2 separate regions of the Homo sapiens genome follow, and region 2 is linked to region 1. The links are chromatin contacts, found by Hi-C or POLR2A ChIA-PET in ENCODE. All regions are on one chromosome and are shown on one strand. Each heading gives the region's core, a stretch centred on a gene start or an enhancer-like site at or near the end of the contact. The rest is flanking DNA. Distances are from core to core; before and after follow the strand shown.

Region 1 (3,730 bases), core at 675-3,174:
TTCCCCCTCAACACCTGAGAATTACAATTCAAGGCCGGGTGTGGTGGTTTTTGCCTGTATTCCCAGCACTTTGGAGCCCGAGGTTGGCGGACCACCTGAGGTCGGGAGTTCGAGACCAGCCTGACCAACATGGAGGAACCCCGTCTCCACTAAAATACAAAAAATTAGCTGGGCGTGGTGGCACATGCCTGTAATCCCAGCTACTCGGGAGGCTGAGGCAGGAGAATCGCTTGAACCTGGGAAGCGGAGGTTGCAGTGAGCCGAGATCGCGCCATTGTGCTCCAGCCTGGGGAACAAGAGCGAAACTCCGTCTCAGAAAGAAAAAAAAAAAACAAAAAACCCCACAGGGAAGCTCTTGGGAAACCCACATGTGCCCTCAAGGTGCCTTGGGTTACTTTCACCTATAAGAAAAATTTAAATATTCTTTTGTTGTATACACATTTGTGGCAGTCACACTGTACTGCAACACCACCACAATCTCATCAAACAACACTTTGCCTCGAGGCTGTTAGGAATGTATACTTCCATGTAGCGAAGAGGGAAGGAAGATCAGTGTAATGACCCTTTGTTTCTGATGAGGAGGCAGCTGCGTGGCTTTCTAAAGGCTACATAAGAACCTAAGGGCTGAACCAGGATTAGAAAGTGGCTCTGGTGCCTCACGTGGTGAGCATCCCGCAATGTACTCTGCCCTCTTCCGCCTTCTCTATTTTCAAACTCTTGGACTTGGTTTGTCTTCCTCCAAAATACTTTCTCTCTGAAAATGTTCACATCTCTTAGCTTCAAAACTTAACTGGATTGTCGACTTTGAAATGCCTCTTAATTTTGTCCATTGAGTGTTGTATCATCAAATACCAGTCCTTAATCCTACTGATATTAAAACATTAAAAAAATCCTGGCCGTGCGCGGTGGCTCACGCCTGTAATCCCAGCACTTTGGGAGGTTGAGGCAGGAGGATCACTTGAGGTTAGGAGTTCAAGACCAGCCTGGCCAACATGGCGAAACTTCGGTCTTTACAAAAATAGAAAAATTAGCCAGGCGTGGTGGCGCGCGCCTATAGTCCCAGCTACTCAGGAGGCTAAGGCAAGATAATCGCTTGGACCCACGAGGCGGAGGTTGCAGTGAGCCGAGATCACACCACTGCACTCCAGCCTGGGTGACAGAGACTCCAGCCTGTCTCAAAAAAAAAAAAAAAAAAAAAAAAAAAGAAAGAAAAGAAAAGAAAAAGTACAAGAAAAAGAAAAACCCCTATTCACCCTCATCCCATTTCCTGTCTTTGATCTCTTAGGACATACTATACCATCTTTACCAATAATTGGTCCGTAGTATCTATTACTATTTATTTGATTTTTGTTTTCTTTTTCCTTCTTGTCTGTGATGGGTTTTCCCAAATTTACTGTTTGTTTCTGGAAGAAAAGAATAGTACTTCGTTTTCCCCCTGTATTCCATGCTTTATTTAATGATGCTGACTTTCAACATTTTAAAATTGAGATGAAAACAAGAAACGAGGGATGCCAGGAGAGTGGAAACTCTCGTAAAAGACTAGTCAAGTGCAGTAGTGAGAAGGGGGGAAAGAGTAGAACAAGGAGTTCGATCTGTAACTGACTGTGAACAATCAATTGAGATAACTCACTACCTTCGGACCAGCCAATAAGTCCTCCTACTGTTTGAACTATTTAAAGCCCCCAAATTTGTTCATTTTCCCCTTACAGTGATATTCTGGTTTCAGTTTACTGATGACTATATTTACAATATTAATGATATATATATACTCTAAGAATTCCCTGGCACATCTATTTATCAATAGCTGGAAAAACGTACTGAATAACAAGAATCAGACGTGTTGCTAAGCATCCTGGGAAAGAGATATGCAAAATTAGCATTTCGTCATCAGGGCGTCTTTCCCCCGGTTTGTCTTGAGTGGCTCAGCCACCGCAAGGTACCAGAGAGCCGCCCAATCTGCGCTGGCCTCCTTTATCTGTTTGCTGTGTGACCCTCCGGACAGCTCTGTGGGACCTGGAGGAAACTGTGAGCCCTACAGATAAAGTCTGTGCTTCCAGCGTCGGTAAATCCCAGCAAGCGCCACTACCTGGAGGCTGACACTTTCCCATCTTGGCAGTCAGCTCCCTACAGAGGTGCTTCTCCCACTGCCCAAGATCCCTGCCTCCTCCTTAAACCCCAACTGATAGAACAGAAACCACCACCTAAGGAACGTGAAGGGGAAGCATCTGAAACACCAGAAGATCTTGGATTGTTCCTGAGGACTTCAGAATCTACAGGGACAAAAGGCAGAAGCAGGAAGTCCGAAGTAAAGATGACTAAGAAAAGGCGGGTGGAAAAGATTTCTGTGAAAGTGTCAGAGGCAAAGCTCTGAAAGACCTGAAACTCATGCCGAAAGCAAAGAACAGCAAAAAGACAGTAGGGATGTGTCTGGAGCAACAAGGATCGGGCTGTTCCTGGGGCAGCCGAATTCACAGCTCTGTTTTACTCCTAATGGAGGATCTTCCTGCTGCAGCGGCGAGTAGACCTTACTGTAAAGGTGCAGGCAAGGGGAGGGGAAGGGCAGGCAGCTGCCCATTGGAGTTCACATCTCCAAGCCTGAGAAAATGTGTTCCTGGATGCCCCAAGCCAATGGAAAAGCAGAATCATTGACTATGTTTGACTCCTTCTGGTACCTAGCACAGTATCTGGGACACAGCAGGTGCTATGTAAATGTGTTGAGTGAATGAATGAATGAATGCCATTGAGGAGAATGAATAACCCCAGAAAACTAGACATGGGTAGATGTTGTCCTAATTTCAAAAGAGGGGAAAATGAGAGTGAGAGTTTCATAAATGACAATCTCTAAACGATGTTGCTCTCTAGCAAAATTCTAGAATGGATTATTTTAAGAACAAAGCAGGTAAACATTGGCAGCCAACTTGAAATTAATAAGAAAAAGGTGTGCGCCAGAATAGTTTTATTTCCTTTTGTTTTTCATTGTACAGCTTGATTTGACTAAGTTGTTTATACCTTTCACTCTGCCTTTGCATGCACTGGGGGTGATCTAGTCTACTATGTGGACTGGAAGTCCACCCAGTGGCCAGGCTCAGAGGCAGGGAAGGGGGGTTGGTGCCATTCTGGGAGAGGAGGTTTCTGGGGCTGTTTCTCAGCCAGATCCTGTCTCATCTGTTTCCAACAACCCCACAAATGAAGACACTGAAGCTGACTAATCAAATTGACTGATGCCCCAATAGGTGTCATGATATGCAGTGAGAATCCGGCAGGCATTAGAGATGAACAGCACGGGCTGCAGCCACATTATCTCAGCTTGAGTCCTAGTTTTCACCAGCTACTAGCTAGCTATCTCTGGTCAAGTCACTTACCTTGCTTGAGCCTCAGTTTCTCCATCTAGAAAATGGTCATAATCGAAGTATCTATCTTATAGGGTGTTGGGAAGATTAACTGAGAAGCCACATAGAGTTTACTGGCACATTAAAAAAAGAAACTATAAGAATGTTAGCTGTCCTTTTGCACGGCAAAAGGAACAGTAAGCAGAGTAAACAGACAACCCACAGAGTGGGAGAAAATCTTCCCAATCTATACATCCGACAAAGGACTAACATCCAGAATCTACGAGGAACTCAAATTAGCAAGAAAAAAACAATCCCATCAAAAACTGGCCTAAGGACATGAATAGACAATTCTCAAAAGAAGATATACAAATGGCCAACAAACATATGAAAAAGTGCTC
Region 2 (3,449 bases), core at 478-2,977, 74 kb before region 1:
AAAGAACAGAGGGAAGCAATGGCTCCGAATATCTCAAATAACTTTCTAAATCCACTAATATTTTGGCTTAACAGTGAATTACATGATTTCTAGTAGGTTCACATTCACTTATCCTATTAAACATTGTTGAGCTGGATTGTATGTTCCAATCATGGCTCAGCACTTTCTCCCAACTCACATGCTTTTCTGCATTCACCTTGCTACACCTCCTTAATGGGTTTGACTAATAGAAGGTAGCAGAACAGATGCCACACCCATTCCCAGCCAGGGCCTTACTGGCACAGCAGTCTCTACTTCCTGCCTCTTTGGAGTGACACTGCCATGCTTTGATAATTCCACACCACAGAGAGGCCATGAGCTGGTCCACACCCTAGCTGAGCCCCCAGCCAGTGACGGCATCAACTGCAGCCATGTGAGTGCATCATCTTGGATGCAGCCCTGTTGAGCCTTCAGGTGATGCCAGCTCCAGCCACTCTCTGCAGTACCCTGAGTGAGAAGGACTCCAGTGAGCCCAGTCAACCCAACAGAGACATGAGAGGTGTATTTGTTTGCTGGAGCTGCTATAACAAGGTATCACGCTGTGTGGCTTAAAACAGCACGATTTCATTGTGTTACAGTTCTAAAGGCTAACAGTCTAAAATCAAGGTGTTGGCAGGACCATGCTCTTTCTGAGGGCTCTAGGGGAGGACCCTTTTTTCGTCTGTTGCAGCTTCTGGTAGCCCCGGGCATTCCCTAGTTTGTGGCAGCATCACTCCAATCTCTGCCTCAATCTTCATGTGGCCGTCTTCTCCCTGTGTCCAAATTTCCCTCTTCTTATAATGACATCAGTCATACTGGATTAGCACCCCCACCCCCCAATGACTTCATCTTAATTTGATTACATCACAAAGACCCTATTTCCAAATAAGGTCCCCTTCACAGATACAGTAGTGGAGGTCAGGGCCTCAACATGTCGTTTTGGGGGATACAATTCAATCTATAATGAGAGATCATGGTATAATGAATTGTTGTCTCTCCATTTTGGAGAAGTTCATGATGTAACAGAAGAAGCCAGTACACTGGCTGACATTCCTCCAGTGCATACCTGGTCATGCCAGGGACACAAGCTGGATGTCTAAGGGTGCTTAAATCATAGCTGCCAGTCTATGATTTAAAAGTGCAGGTTACTGAAACATATTGCTCAGAAGTTTGCGTGACTTGGTTTTCATATAGAGTTGTGTGTTGTTTTTTTTTTATAAGGTGTTCTGTTCATTAATCTCTGTGTAATTTTTTTTTTAATTCAAGATCTTTACTCTAAACCTGTTCTCTATAAAGAGCAATGGCCGGGAGTCAGAGGATGTGTGTCTGTCCCTGACTAACTGCATGATCTCAGGCAAATCCAAGTCTCTCTCGGGATTAGCTTCGTTCATTCAGCACCTTTTTACTAGAATCCTGAAATACGTTTGAGGTGAAACGGGATTTAGGGGTTCATACAGCCCAGCCCCTAACTTTACAGATCAGGAAGCTGAGCCCTGGGGAAGTTAAGGGGCCTGCCTGGTCCTCAACCGGTTGTATTCTGATAGTATTCACCTGTAAAATGTGTTTGGAACACAGTTTCTCAAAGGTTCTTTCCAATTGTTAAACTGAATTTGATTCTTAAACTGTGGATCTGTATTTTACCCATTTCAAATTAAAAGAAAGATACTACATTCGATTCAGCTGAATGCATTTCTGAGGCTCAGAAATTATGACTGCAAAATCATGTCACCACAATTTCCTTTACTTTGATGCTTATGAATTAGGAAGCCAGTGAATAGAAAGTTTCATCAAACCATCAAAAGCTAAAATGATTTATTTCTGTACTTTCAGTGTTCATGACTTTGAAGGTTCTGTTTTTACTAATCTTAGCAATGTCTTCATACTTTTAAAAGCCCCCAAAATACCTGGTTATGGCAAAGTTGAGTCACAGGGCTCATGTGCAATAAAGCTCAGCCCTGGAAAGTGTACCCATGCCTGGTTTAATAGCAAAAGGTAATATGAGACTAACATACCAAAAAAGGGTGAGTGTTCACTCGTAAGTCATCTCCTGTGAAATAGGAAGAAATCTTAAATGTCGTTTGGATATGTGTTGGGGTTGTTTCTTTGAAACATACATCTGATTCGTTCTCCAATTATGCCTGGTCCCAGAGTCTAAGGCTTTAACAATCTGCAGGAACATTTATGTGAATGAATTGCTTTTAGAAATGAAAGGCACATTGTATAAGATATAAGATAGTGACATAAGCATGTGCGGGGTAAAAAGACATTTTTATAGTGTATCATGGGAAGTCTTGGATAACTGGGATTAACATGCAGGGTTTAAGACCGTTATGTTCTGCCATGGTAGCAAAACCTGATAATACGAATTAAAATGAACAATCGTAAAATGCAAACATGTTTGCCACATAATCAGGGCGTAAGATCAATCATGTTGGCTCTGCTTGTTGAGTATCTGTGTCAGGAGCCCACATGGAAACAGAAAGGAATGATTCTTTGTTCCTGGGCAGAGGAATAGCTTCTGCCACTCTGTTCCCAAATCTTTGTTAAATTATTTGTTGATGGTTCATCTCCTCGTCTAGGCTGTGAGTGTCTGTGGGAGAGAAACTGTCTTAATTCTCTTCATTATCAGGGCCTGCCTGCACCTTGTGTACTAAAGGTGGCCAAGAGCCATATCTCCAGGCCCTGCCTGGCAGCAGAAGCAGTGGCGGGACTGCGATGGGAGAGGTGGCTGCAATCCTGGGGGGCTTGAGACAGACAGATTCTGCCCCCAGAAAGCTACCGGTAGTTAACAGGTGTGTTCTGTAGCCATACCTCTCCCCACCCAGCCCTGTCTTCGGTGCAATGCCGTTCATGCCTCGGTGCTGTCCAGGGAAGCTCTGGCCTCAGTGGCTGCAAGTCCTCAGCTTCCCGCAGCCTCCCCCGCAGCACCTGCTGCGGACTCAGACAAACCAAGAGCACTGAGTTTTCGGAGATTGAGAGCATGACTCACACATTCCAATTATGACACAGAGGGAAGTATTCTCAAGAAAGAGAGCTAGGGAAGTAAAGACTTTATTGGGCCCCTGTTTGGGCACACTACCATGTGGCCCCCTCTGGTGCCACCTGCCAAGGGCCTTTCCCCGCTGATGGGAGGGTCTGCCCCTGGCCTTGCCCAGGCATTTCTGCACCTCCTCCACTGAGGCCAGCATTCCAGCTGGGCCCACAGCCACCCTTCACCCCTCTCCCAGTTCCTAGAACAGGAACACGCTGTTGTGGTTCCCTGCAGCAAGTCAGGTGCCAGGTGCATGGGCCCCACTGCTCCGGGTCTGGACAGGAAGGCAAGGACCAGCTGGACAGTTACTTTTTAAGGTGAAGGTGGAATTTGTTGGGTGACATCCCCCCAGTAGTTCCTGCCAATGCCTGAGCTGACTGCACTGTGGCTACCTTATAAC

The links. A loop is a pair of places that touch in the nucleus more often than their neighbours do. ChIA-PET counts read pairs that join two places held with the same protein, here RNA polymerase II (POLR2A). Pooled maps may share reads with other maps.
Region 2: a pooled map shows a loop between it and region 1 (3-fold over the local background). The contact joins the enhancer-like site here to the promoter of GHET1 in region 1. A Hi-C loop is called at or near these places in 3 of 37 single-sample maps with no recorded cell type and 11 of 50 pooled maps. POLR2A ChIA-PET finds 5 or more read pairs at or near these places in 6 of 52 experiments (OCI-LY7, activated CD4-positive, alpha-beta memory T cell, activated CD8-positive, alpha-beta T cell and 2 more).

What each region holds. Positions count from the first base shown.
Region 1 is chr7:148,985,603-148,989,332 of GRCh38, forward strand. It overlaps GHET1 (gastric carcinoma proliferation enhancing transcript 1), which reads left to right and starts at 1,925. Exons shown (of 1, transcript NR_130107.1): 1 at 1,925-3,730. It also overlaps RNY1. RefSeq lists a silencer at 1,572-1,641 and enhancers at 1,784-2,284, 1,852-1,901, 2,222-2,271.
Region 2 is chr7:148,911,469-148,914,917 of GRCh38, forward strand. No RefSeq gene overlaps it. Among named protein-coding and RNA genes, the nearest start is that of EZH2, 29 kb to the left of the region's middle. Within about 2 kb of position 1,728, at least 4 of the 41 ENCODE cell types and tissues checked have a DNase peak (open chromatin) inside an H3K27ac peak, as active enhancers do.